3 separate regions of the Homo sapiens genome follow, and all the other regions are linked to region 3. Evidence: chromatin contacts called from ENCODE Hi-C or POLR2A ChIA-PET data. All regions are on one chromosome and are shown on one strand. The core of a region is the stretch at or near the end of the contact, and the rest is flanking DNA. Distances in the headings are between cores, read along the strand shown.

The links. Hi-C counts contacts between places; a loop is a spot of excess contacts on that map. ChIA-PET counts read pairs that join two places held with the same protein, here RNA polymerase II (POLR2A). Pooled maps may share reads with other maps.
Region 1: a pooled map shows a loop between it and region 3 (5-fold over the local background). The contact joins the enhancer-like site here to the promoter of ERCC6 in region 3. A Hi-C loop is called at or near these places in 1 of 168 maps with a recorded cell type or tissue (G401), 1 of 37 single-sample maps with no recorded cell type and 3 of 50 pooled maps. POLR2A ChIA-PET finds 5 or more read pairs at or near these places in 2 of 52 experiments (HepG2 and Panc1).
Region 2: a map of mammary epithelial cell shows a loop between it and region 3 (2.5-fold over the local background). The contact joins the promoter of OGDHL here to the promoter of ERCC6 in region 3. A Hi-C loop is called at or near these places in 1 of 168 maps with a recorded cell type or tissue (mammary epithelial cell) and 9 of 50 pooled maps. POLR2A ChIA-PET finds 5 or more read pairs at or near these places in 1 of 52 experiments (H1).

The regions. Positions count from the first base shown.
Region 1 is chr10:49,360,595-49,364,762 of GRCh38, reverse strand. It overlaps DRGX (dorsal root ganglia homeobox), which reads left to right. Exons shown (of 7, transcript NM_001276451.2): 7 at 1-697. Among named protein-coding and RNA genes, the nearest start is that of DRGX, 33 kb to the left of the region's middle. Within about 2 kb of position 1,687, at least 2 of the 41 ENCODE cell types and tissues checked have a DNase peak (open chromatin) inside an H3K27ac peak, as active enhancers do.
Region 2 is chr10:49,760,505-49,764,500 of GRCh38, reverse strand. OGDHL (oxoglutarate dehydrogenase L) reads left to right here and starts at 2,178. Exons shown (of 23, transcript NM_018245.3): 1 at 2,178-2,262. RefSeq lists a silencer at 2,218-2,427.
Region 3 is chr10:49,537,011-49,541,396 of GRCh38, reverse strand. It overlaps ERCC6 (ERCC excision repair 6, chromatin remodeling factor), which reads left to right and starts at 2,276. Exons shown (of 21, transcript NM_000124.4): 1 at 2,276-2,435. RefSeq lists enhancers at 1,594-1,833, 1,864-1,923 and silencers at 2,344-2,633, 3,579-3,767.

The DNA of each region.
Region 1 (4,168 bases), core at 438-2,937, 180 kb after region 3:
TGACCCCCAAATAATACTCCTGAGTGTATCATGCCTTGTCTATGATCACTACGAAGCATTTGATAAAACCCACTGTCTCCTTTAAAGAAAAAAATCAAATCCTTCTTCCTGCTGTATTTTGCTTGTTGAGTATAAAGATGAAACGATTTGCCAAAAAGCGGCAAAGTTGCTTCCGTTTCCCTGTAATTACGAATGTTTGGTTGAAGGATGTAAGCTCAAGCCCTTATGTACACTAACTCTTCAATCTAATTGTTTGATTAAACTCGTATTTCCTCCAGAAAGGTACATAAATAAGTGAACTGTTGAGCAAATTAAGAATACTTAACAGCATTGCATCTGAAAAGTAGTTATGCTGATTAAATTTTGTGTCCTTGAGGACTTTCAGGAAATTACTTTTGATCGTCAATAACACAATTAAGTAAACTACACACACATTAGCATGAATAATTGATAAGAAATTATGTATTACCACGAAGCACTGATTTAATAATTCATGATGCGACACTCTAGTGACTGTGCAAAACTGGATCATATCGAAAAGTCTGCCTGATGTTACTGAAAGGAAAGAAAATGAGCACCAAACCTCTGCAGAGATATTGAGTACTTTGTTTTGTTGTACAAAGGCAAAAAGTAATGATGCATGATGTAGTTTCTGTTTGTTTAAATACCCAAATAAATTTAGAGGAGTTAAAACAAAGACCGAAAAAGCTCAGGTCCTCTCTTTGTTCCTCCCAGCCCTGAGGCTGCAGGGCTGGGTGGAGTCTGCGCTCTTCAATTTTCCACTTTGGCCAAGGTGCAAATAGAAACCTGGAAACTTCCAGGAGGAGGACATTGAGGCCTTGGCTCAGGAACCTTTTAGTGGATGCTGGGACAAGACAGGGGCCCCTGTGCAGATCAGAGCCCTCCCCAAGGCATTGACAAGCACTGCATTGCAGGGTCATTCTCGCTGGAGCCCCTGTAGGTTGCCCTGTCTGCAGAAGTTCATCACACGACTGTAAAAGGCAGCTGGGCTTCAGTGTGGGAAGGAGGCTCGGGCCCCAGGGATTGATTGATTAATTAATTAATTATTATTATTCATTTATTAGTCGAGGCAAATGAAGTCCATTCCTGAATGCCCTCCAGGTTATGGGAAAGGAGTCTAGAAACCACTGAAGTTGTGACTGTGACTGGGGCAGCAGCCCGGCCTTGTTGGGCATGACAGCCTGCCCGGAGGAGAAGCAACTGTGGCATGGCATGGAGTCAGGGCGGGCAGCCCTGGCATAGGACCTGGGGGACTTGGGGGCTCCTCCTCCATTCCTCAGTGGGTGCCCAGTGTCTGATCTCTCAGTTGGGTAGAAAGAACTTCCTTTGACTCTGCCACTGTCTCATTTCCTGGGAACTTTACACAGGTTAACACATTTAATCCCAATGATAAACCCACAATGTAAGTCCTACTATTCCCATTTAACAGTTAAGGAAACTGAGGCACATTAAGGTCGGGCAACTTCTGTGAAGCTACATAGTTGATAGGCTCTGATAGGAAGAGGGAAAGCTCGGCTTTATTGGGTGTCACACAGAGAGTGGTTAATAAATGACTTGATGAGGTCAACTGGGCTCAGTCTTCAAGGCCAGGAGCTCCACGGAGGCATATGAGGACCCGTTGTTCCCAGCAGGTTTCAACAGATGGTGAGTCATGGTTTGACTTTGCTCACTGTCTTTTGGGTTCTGTCCTGGATGGGCCTGTGGGAGGGGAGGATGAACCACCCCAGCGCCCTGTCAGACCTCAGTGTCTCCCTCCCCTGGGTCCGGCCTGGCAGGGGCAGGGGTAAGCCTGCCCCCATTTTATCTGCACCTGGCCTTAGGTGTGTGCCTGTCTGAGAGCAGGCCCAGTGGCGATCCCTGAACTCAATGGTGCCCAGAACTTCTGGGCCCCTCTGATGGATATTCTAGCAAGACGGGACACCAAGAAGGCGCCTGAGACTCAACCAGTCTACGTAATGGAAACTCTCTTTCTTCCTAATTTTCTGGCTTCACCAGAAGAAGTGAAACCTTTACAGATTCAGAGCTTCATCAAAGTTGGTTAAGAGCATGTTTCACTTCTTCAGAATCCTAGCCCTAAGGGCTGTGTGACTCTGGGTGGGTCACCTAACCTCTATGTGCTTCAGTCATCTACGTAATAATGGCACCAGCCTCCCGGGGCTCTTTGGAGATTAAATGAGTGGATAGCTACATGGTGCCTGGCATGGACGAAGTGCAGTAGAAAAGCCAGCTCTTGTTCCACCAAGCCTCACACATGTCAAAGGCTTGAAGACCTTTTTCAGGTGAAAACCTCACTTTCTCAAGAAGGAAATGATGGAATGGCTCTCAGCTGTGCCTGAGCCTGCAGAGGGAGTTGGGATTGCCACTCCGTTTCCTGAGCAAATTGTGTGGGCTGTAGGAGAGTTGATTTTCAGGAGGAGGCGTGTGCCCAGGCACTTGAGCTTGGAAGGGAATCTGTGGTACCCAGAGGCAGGGGTGGGCATGAAGGCTGGGGTCAGGGAGAGTGTCTTAGAGAGAGCTCTTCTAGTGGCAAGTACTGGAAAGCACTGAAGCCAGTTTATGTCAAAAAGCACTTTTAGGAGGAGGATACCAAGCGATCTCATGGAGCTCAGGATGGCTGAGACTCTAGTCCTAGGATCCCAGTGAGACAGGCACCAAGAAGCGGGGGGTTGTCAGGAACCTCCCTCGTTTTCCCCCGCAGCTTGGCCCTCTCTGCTCTCTCACAGTCATCAGCCAGGCCGGGATCATTGTGACTTTCCAGCCTCAGCCACACCCTTTGGGGACTTGAGCCAGCAGACACCTCTGGTCTCATCAGGAGTGGTCAATCATGTCCACTCTGGCCCTGCCCTGCCCGGGGGAGGGAACATGGCTCTAAGTCTCTGGGCTGGGGATCTGGGTCGATACCCAGCATATACCCCCATTACCCCCACGGGGATGGCACCAGAGGCAGAGAAGGGCACAGATGTAGAAAACCCAGTCCCTGCTGAGGCAAGTTAAACCAAAGGATGATAGGTTTCCCTGAGACAGGGACTATAAGGGCTTATATTTTTATTATTTTTAAATGATAATGCAGCTTCATTCTGGTCTCCACTCATGAACACCGTCAGCCTACTTCAGAGAATTCCACATTTGGCTGTTTTTCTCATCAAGACTTGGCCAAATACCTTCTACAGCAGCTCCAGCAAACTTGTAGGAATGGAGGGTGTGCCTGCCGCACCCAGGAAGCTCAAAGACCCTAGGGCTGTGGAACACCCAGGTGTCCCATTGGAGCCGTTCTCAGCTGCCTGCCTGTGTCCAGATCATACTCCCAATGACAACAAAGCCCTGGCCTCCAAGTTTGGACGCCCTTGGCCCCAGCACCACCAACTGCCGTCTGAGGGGGACGACATAATTAGTGCGAGACTGGCAGGTGGTTGGGGCCTGCAGTCCTCGTGGCCAAGAGCAGTGGCCCCAACCTTTCTCCCAGCCTGAGCTGTTCTGGCAGAGCCGGCCCCCCTGGCTCTCAGTCCCATAACAGGAGTCAGGGTAATGGGTTTGGATAAACCAGAATCCATCCCCCAGCCCCCAGGAAGAGCATTTTAGAAAAGGCGGCTGCCCCTGCCCAGATATGGGCTTTTCAGCTGCCTCTTTCTGAGCCACCTCAAGACAAAGCGAGGCATTTCGGTGGAAAGCAGCATTGGTTGGTGCCCTGGAAGTGCCTAGGGCCTCTCCTGCCCTGGTACCCTGGAAGCACCTAGGGCTTGTCCTGCACCCTGCCGGATGGACCAAGGAGACTGGCCTGGGAGCCCGGCCTGTGCTTAGTGCTGCTGCCTGCCATCTGCTCACCGGCCTCTTAGCTGACAACAGGGCCCCTGCCAGGCGAAGCTGCTTCTTGTCAGAGCCTGGCTGAGTTCAGGACGGGCCATTGCTCTTTAGCACACCTCTTTAGGTCCTGGGCACCACCCCCTCCCTCTTTCTGGGTGCATTATCAGACAACGCTGGAGCTGCGGCTGCCTGGCCCTGGCCTGGCTCAGCTAGGTGGCCCAGATCACAGCAACCCCTATCTTGGGACCTCTGCTGTGGCTGGGAGAGGAGGCTTGCCAGCTGTTGGAGGGCTGCCAACCCTGCCTGGGCCACACGGCAGTTGGGGGTTGAGTGGGAGAGGGCACTC
Region 2 (3,996 bases), core at 929-3,428, 220 kb before region 3:
GAAAAAAAGAAACAAGTCGTGGAACTATATTCTAGTGTGATCCATTTCATATTTTTATGTATATGTTTGTAGAAGCATATGGATATAAATACATAAACAATTTTGTAAAAATGTTTGCCAAACTGGCCAGTAGTTATCTCTGGAAGGAAAAAAAAGAGGTGAGGTTGGGGCAGGTGGAAGGGGGCTTTTCACATTTTGTTCTGTATCCTTCTGTATCATTTAAGTTCTGTACAACTAGAATAAATAAAAACTTCCATGTTCTGACACACACACACACACACACACACACACACACACACACACGCCACAGGCATGGGAAAAAAAGAAAGGTGTCTGTTTCTGAAGATCTCTGCAAAGCCTACAGCCACTGCCACTAATCCTCTCAGGCTTCTGAGAATGGCAGCCACCCTCATGGGAGCGTTGATTGCCCCAAATGTTTGCTTTAATCAATGCAATTAGCAGAACACCAATTAGGCTGGAAGGCTGAAAGGCTCTGAAGCCTTTTGATTTGCAAGAGCCTTGTTCCTGCCTGCTGCTCTGTGTCAGGCTTTCCATCTTTCTTAATCGGTGACTCTGACTTGTAAACTTTTCCACTATTACCCCAAACTGCAGCTTCTCCTTTTCCCTAGCTCACTGAGAAGTTCCACTGTGCCCAAGTCACTAAAGCCAGACACCTGTGAGTTATCTATGTCTCCACCCTCATATCTGGTCAACCACTAAACCCCGTGGAGCTGATCCCCGTAAGTCTCTCAAATCTGGCCACCTTACTCCGTCTCTACTGCAAGTACATTACTGCCTCTCACCCGGAATTTGAATTTTGAAAAACAGAAGAGCCTTGAAGAGACAGTTCCTCTATGGCTCAGCCCTGCTTCCTGAAGTAAATTTTCAGCTTTCCTCTGATTCTGTGAGTTGCCTTATATACAACCTTCATATCAACTCGTTTTCGGCTGAAGCTAGCCAGGTCATTTTTGGTGCTTGTGTCCAAAGAATTCCCAATGAACCCTGCCCTTCTGCACCAGATAAAATCTTACTCATCCTTCAGGATCCAAGTCAAGTGTCCATTTACTCACTCAGTCATTCATTCAACAAATATTTACTGAAAAATACCATGATAGTGCTGTGTTAAGTGCTGAAGATTCTTGACCACATGTATCCCTAACTGTCTCCAAATAAAGAACTTTTGGGAGACTTCAGGTGCAGAAGTTAGTTGTATTCCTTTCTTCGTGGCACTCTGTCAGCAGTGATCTGGGTAATTGATTAATTACCTCATATCCACATTCCCCATCCTCCTCCCTCGACAAGCAACCATATTAATTGGTTTGATATGTACTTGAATATATTCTTGTGAAGTGCATACTGTAGTTTTGAGATTAAAATTCAAGAGTGTAAGTGTAGAAGCAGAGAAGCCAGTTAGGAGGCTGCTGCGATAATCCAGGAGAGATTTGATGGCAACTTGAACCACAGGTATGTTATGTTCCTATACAAGAAATCCCTGCATTTAAATGAGAACAAAACCCAACAGAAAGCTGAAAAAAATACAACAGAAAACCCCAAACTAACAAACAACGGGAGATGCAAATGGTTGATAACCAGAGAAATGCAGATTAAAACAATAACAGGACATTGCATCTGCTATTCTGATAATAATTAGAAAGTTGATCTCTATCCCAGAGAAAGTTCCACGCAGGATCCTAAGGGAATGTGTATGAAGAAGTTCATTGCAGCCTTGTTTGTGGCCACGGGGTGGTGAGGACAGCCTGGGTCACCATCAGTGGGAGGATGAATGGGTAAAATGTGTATCAGATTTGGGGTAAGCACTTTTCACGCATTATCTCATCTTTTTTTCAAAACATCCCTAAGATAGTGGAACTTTTCATAGCATTCCCATTTTACAGACGACAAAACAAAACCTATCCTCTCCTACACACAAAGGCTGCTTGTCGTCTGGTACATTCGTCCTAGTTTTAGGACGAGCACACGGGGTTCAGGGCCTCAGCCCCGTTCTGCGGTCTCAGAGAGGAGTCCCCCCTTCGGCCGTGGGCGACCTCGGGCCTGGGCCGCCAGCACCGTGGACAGCGCCAGGAGCGGGGCGGGGCATCCATGGAGACGTCACGACGCGCGGAGTCTCAGGGGCGCGCGCCCGTGGGCGGCTGCGTCACGTGACCCAGGTAATTGGCACGGCGCGCGCGCACCCCTTCCGCGCAGCCCCCTGACCTGCAGCCTCCGGACCTCGCTGCAGCGCGGACCCGGCCCGCCCGCCCGGTGAGCGCGGCGGCCCGCCCCCTCCCGGTCCCTGCGCCGCTGCTTCTCCTGCCGTCCTGGGGACCGGCCCCACAGCTCCTCTCTCCTGGGTCCTGGGGCGCCGCTGCCCGCAGCCCTGAGTCTGGCCCCGCCGGGGGGAGGGGGAGGAGGAACAGACTGTGACCTTGGCTCTGACCTTGGCTGGCCGTGGCCTCCCCCGGGACCCCCAGCCCATCGCGCGCGTACCACCCGGCTAGTCCAGGGTCCTGCGCAGAGGAGCGGGTGCTCGCGGTGGGTTTCTCCAGCCCGAGGACTTCAGACTGCCCCGCGCCTTCCGTGGCCAGGGGAGGGCCCGGAGCTGCGAGGGCTGTGCGGGGGATGGGGAGGGTCAGCGCTGTGCACCTGGCGGGACCCATAGGCAGCTTCGGACTACCAAGGAGCCTAATAGACGGTTTTAACCGCGGTCTCCGATTACAGATGAGAAAACTGAGGCCTGAGAGAGGGCGGCATGGCCTGAGGTCGCTGCTTGCATGGGATGCGCTTCTTCCGCCCCCCGGGAGATGTGGGAGGGGGACGGGGTAATCCCGAGGCCACAGCAGGCTGCAGTACGCATTCGCCGAACCGGAGAGACCCTTTGACGCCCCTCGGCCACCTGGCTCAAGCAGGCCCTAGCAGCCCCTCCCCAGTGTCTTGGAACAGGCCCCAACTAAATAGAATTGCGGTTTGTTGCTGAGCAAAAGCTCATCTGCTTCTCAGAAAGTGGGGTCAGAGTAGACCTGCTGCTGAGAGAATCCAGGCTCTGCTGCTGCCCAGCTTGGAGGGCCCTCTGGGGAGAACCCTTCCCGGCCTCTGTTTACTGATCTCTGCAATGGGTGCATTAGGGAGTAGTCCTCACTAGGGCACCCCAGACAGGGTTGTGTGTGTGGGAGTCTTAGTGGCCATGGTGTCGGCAGTTTTCTGGGGTTGGGTTGAGGTTCTGAGGTTGGGTTGGGGATGCTATGTGACCTTGTCCTCAGAGAAGAGACCCCCAAGAGATACCCAGGGCAACTCTGCTGGAGTCTGGACTGGGCAGGGGGTTGCACAGGGCACCTGACTCTCACTCCTTGTTGCTGTCCTTGACTGTATGGGCAGGAACTAGTAGGGCTGGCTTGGGCTCTGGCTCTAGATACTGAGCCCTCATGCCCTGCTGGGATGCAGGTGGGGGTGGGTGGCAGGCTGCCCTCCTGCCAGGCTGGGTCAAGGTCACAACAGTGCCCAGTGGCCAACCCAGACTGTTTAGTGTTTATAAAACAGTGTTCCTGCACCGGGCCATTCTGGACACAGCCAGACTTTGTCCCTATCTGGCCCAAACTGCCCCATTCCCCTGTGGGGGTGGGAGTGGCGCTGGCAGAGGGAGCAGCTCTGGCTCAGCTGATGGGAACTGCATCGCTAAGAGAAATCTGGCTTACATATTGACTGCAGTGATCAGGGCACAGTCGCTGGAACCCCACACAGCCCTGTCACTCACCAGATTAGCCAGCTTAGCCTCTTGCACCTCAGTTTCTCTGTTTATAAAGTGGAACTGATATGAGTGCCCACCCCATGGGATGTTGGGAGGATTAAATGAGCACAGTATCTGTCCTAGAATCAGTGCTCCTGACGGTGCCTATTATGTTTATTCCCATGACGATGGTCTTGATATCTAGTTTCCTTTGCCATAGACTGGGGATGATAAAGCGTCCTGGGTTGTGGATTCTTTTTGATGCTCTAGAAGAT
Region 3 (4,386 bases), core at 1,027-3,526:
TAAATACTCCTACTATGGCTGATTTCAAGCTATTAATGTGAAGTCAACAAAGGCAGAGTTGGTGCTATGGGCTAAACTGGGTGCCCCCCAAATTCATATGCTGAATCCCTAACCCTCAATGTGACTATTTGGAGACAGGGTCTTTAGGCAGCAAATCTGGTTAAATGAGATCATAAGGGTGAGTCCCTAATCCAATACGGCTGATGCCTTAGAAGAAAGGGAAGACAGAGCCCTCTCTCTACCCCATGTAAGGACACAGTGAGAAGGTAACCATTTGCAAGCCATGAGGAGAGCTTCCCCTAAATGAGCTAAATCTGCCTGCATTTGATCTTGGACTTCCCAGCCTCCAGAACTATGAGAAACAAATGCCTGTTGTTTAAGCTGCCCAGTCTATGGCATTTGTTATGGCAGCCTGAGCTAAGGCAGCTGGGAAGAGGTGAACAGTATGCTTGCTAGGCCGTAGAAGCCAATTGTAGCACACCCTTCCTGGGAGAAGAGTAAGTAGTTCCCTAAATCCTGAGCATAGGCATCCAGGGAGTGAAGGACACAAGTGATGCAGAAAAATTAGATGGGGCAGGAGTATAAAAGGGCTTGGACGACTTGCTAAATAACTTGGGACCTCATTTAACTAAATTCCCTCATTAAAGACCCTATCTTCAAATACAGTCACATTCTGAGGTCCCGGGGTGGGGGTGGGGAGTGGCGGTTAGGACTCCAGCATATGAATTTTGGGGAGGGGACACAATTCGGCCCTTAATAGCTCCAGTTGTGCCACCCTGAGTTGTTTTCCTGAACCCCGCCCACGTCTTTGTAAATAATAACTCTCAACTTCCCCTTTTGAGTGGACCATTTTTTCCTGTCCAAATTCTGATATAGGAAGGGTCTCCAAAATAGCTGCAAAGGGAACCTCAGTCTCAAAAGTTGGGATCCACTATATATCTGCTTTTACTTTCAAGCATTGAAACTAATGTCAATCAACTGCCTTTCTATTCTTAATATTTTATCCAAGAAATCGCTAGAATTCTTTCTCCTTTAAAAAAAAAAAAAAGCAAGTTACAAGCCGGGCGTGGTGGCTCACACCTGTAATCCCAGAACTCTAGGAGGCCGAGGCGGGTGGATCACCTGAGGTCAGGAGTTCGCGGACAGCTTGGCTAACATGACGAAACCCCGTCTCTACTAAAAACACAAAAATTAGCTGGGCATGGTGGCAGGCGCCTGTAATCCCAGCTACCCGGCAGGCTGAGGCAGGAGAATCGCTTGAACCTGGGAGGAGGAGGTTGCAGTGAGCCCACATCGTGCCATTGTACTCCATCCTGGGCGACAAGAGCAAAACTCCGTCTCAAAAACAAAAACAAAAACAAAACAAACAAAAAAACCCACTACCACCAACAAAAACAAGTTACATTGTGGGTTGGGGCCGCTGACAGGAGGAATAAGATGATGTTATGGAGCATTTCCTAGTCCCCTTTCCGACCCCATTTCCCTATTGTCCGACTTCAGGCTTCCAAGTGAGGACAGCACTTCCCAGGCAGTGACCCGCAGTCACTGCCCTCCCAGAGGACGTCCTGCCTCGCGGCCCTGGAAAGTCCACCTTCTCCTAGCACCGATCCTGAGCTGAGAAGCTCTGTCTGGTACAGCCATCCTGCATCGTGGGCTGCTTCTTTCCCCAGGCGAAGCTCAACTTCCTCCCATTGTTCTGAACCTCTGTGTGGACATCTTCTTTCTTCAAACGCACCACGGTAAAATTCTCGCCTGCCTCGAAACCCCGCCTACCTCTGAGATCTGAGGACGGATACTAAACGCTGGACTTAAGGCAATGTACACATGTAAGCAGGCTCTGTAGGCACTCACTCCGCCCAGGTGCGCGCGTGGCGGAGGGGGAACAGAGAAGCAGGACAGCTCTCCATCCTTCCCGTGTTCAGTCGTGGGAGACAACAAGAGAGGTCACAGCCTGGCGACCAAAAAGTGCGGCTAACTTCCCTGCCCAAGCTGACTTTCTCTGCAGGGTTCAAGGTTAATTGTGAGGATTTACATTCGCATGGCACACCCGCATCCCCCTCTACGTGGAAATATGTCTTAACTTTCATAACTGCCTTGCCAGCAGGGTATTTTTCGCTAGGGGCGAAGCGTCCTTCGCAAGCCACCCAGCTGACCGGCAGCGGAGACAGCTTTCTCGCCCTGCTCGCACGCAAGTAGAAAGGCGCTGCTGAGCCCGTCCCTCCAAACCACGTGGTCTTGCCCGTGCTTAAAAACAAACGCTGAGCCAGGCGCATGCGCCACGGGCCTCCCCGCACCAGCAGAAGTCGGAGTCGCTGTTGGGGGCGGTGTCTATGGTTGAGCTGAGGGCGCAGGCGCCACGGCCCGTCGAGCTGGGTTCCAAGGCGGCTGGCGGCGGTAGCGTCTCTGTTTCCTTGTGGGCGCTCGCGCGGCCCTGGGTGAGTGTTCGGGGGTCCCGGCCGAATGTCGGGCAGGGGGTGTCGGGGCCCAGCTCAGGCTTCTCGGGCGGGCCGCGGCCCCGCGCCTTGGCCTCGCCGTGGTGATTGAGCCTGTCAGCGAGGACGCACTGTAGCGGGTCTTAGGGCCAAGTGCCCGCTTCCGGCGGCCTCACCTGAGACCGGAAGTAGCGCCAAGGAGCGCTCACCTGAGGCGGCTTGAGTCCCTGGCCGGCCAGCGACCCAGCTACTTCTCCGACTTTGTATAAGGCCCCCTGCGCGCAGGGTCAGCTGGGTCCTTTTTGATCTCGATTAAAATGCTGGAGCTGTTATTTTAAAGAGAGTCGGGCTAGATGTACGTCCGACGTTTTGGGCGTTGATAGAGTCAAATTGATAAGAGTGTGGGCGGATGAGGCAGGCCGCCTGTAAATGCTGCTGTTACGTGACTTCCACGCAGCGTCTTAACTGCTGTCATCCTGTGACAGGCAGCCCTCGCTTTTCTCCTCAACTTTTCCCATCATCTTCTTGTTGCTTTGTCTCCTCCAATCCATTATCCGCACAGTTGTCCAGGTGGTCTCTGGCATAAAGTAGGTCATGCCATCATCAGCCTACTTAACAGTTTTCAGAGTCATTCCATTGCACTGGGAGTGGAATCCATGCTCGTGTTTTCCCAGGCCTTGTGTGATTTGGCCCTTGCCTGTCCCCTCTCAGAACTGTGCCTGTGTCCGACCAACCCTCCAAATGAGACCCAGCTTGCCCCTGGCTGCGGGAGCCCCAGTGATGGGGGAGGACGGTGAAGATACTAGTGTCCCAGATGATTAAGCCTTAGAAGATACTCTGCAAGACTTAGGCCATGAACGGAGCCCTTCTCTGCTCTTCTTAACTCAAAGTTAAAAATAAAGTCAAAAATTCGGTGTTCCAGCCTTCTTGCATTTTCACAAGTGCATCAGCTCTTTCTAGTCTTAAAAGTTACGCACGTTGTTGGGAGGCCGAGGTGGGTGGATCACCCGAGGTCAGGAGTTCGAGACCAGCCTTACCAACGTGGTGAAACCCTGTCTTTACTAAATACGAAAAATTAGCCGGGCATGATGGCATATGCCTGTAATCCCAGCTAATCGGGAGGCCAAGGCAGGAGAATCGCTTGAACCCGGAAGGCGGAGGTTGCAGTGAGCCTGGCGGAGCCTGGCGGAGGTTGCACTCCAGCCTGGGCAACCGGAGCGAAATTCCGTCTCAAAAAAAAAAAAAATTTCACACGTTGTTTCCTTGCAAGACGTTCACTTTACTTTCGACCTGACTGACTTATCAGATGTCACTTTATCAGAGAGGCCTCCTTGACCCCACATCTACCTCCACAATTTCAATTTGGTTTCTCTCATTTTGTCAGAAAGCCTTGTACTTTCCTCTTAACAGCAGTCACCACAATTATATTTGTGTGTGTGTGTGTGTGTGTGTGTGTATGTGTATATATATATATATAGTTTTTAAATGTCTGTTTTTCCCATGAGACTCTAAGCTCTTTGGGGACAGGAATTAGTTAACCTAGTACATTGCCTGGTGTAATTAACTCTCAGTAACTATTTGTTAAATGTATGATTTCTTTCTTTCTTTTTTTTTTTTTTTTTGAGACGGAGTCTTGCCCTGTCGCCCAGGCTGGAGTGCAGTGGTGCGATCTCGCTCACTGCGGCCTCCGCCTCCTGGGTTCAAGCGATTCTCCTGCCCCAGCCTCTCGAGTAGCTGGGATTACAGGCGCGCGCCTCCATGCCCAGCTAATTTTTGCATTTTTAGTAGAGACGGGGTTTCACTATGTTGGTCAGGCTGGTCTCGAACTTCTGACCTCGTGATCCTCCCGCCTCGGCCTCCCAAAGTGCTGGGATTACAGGCATGAGCCACCGCTCCCGGCAAATGTATGATTTATTTCACTTCTGAAATTCTTTAACCTGATAAGAGCCTTCTG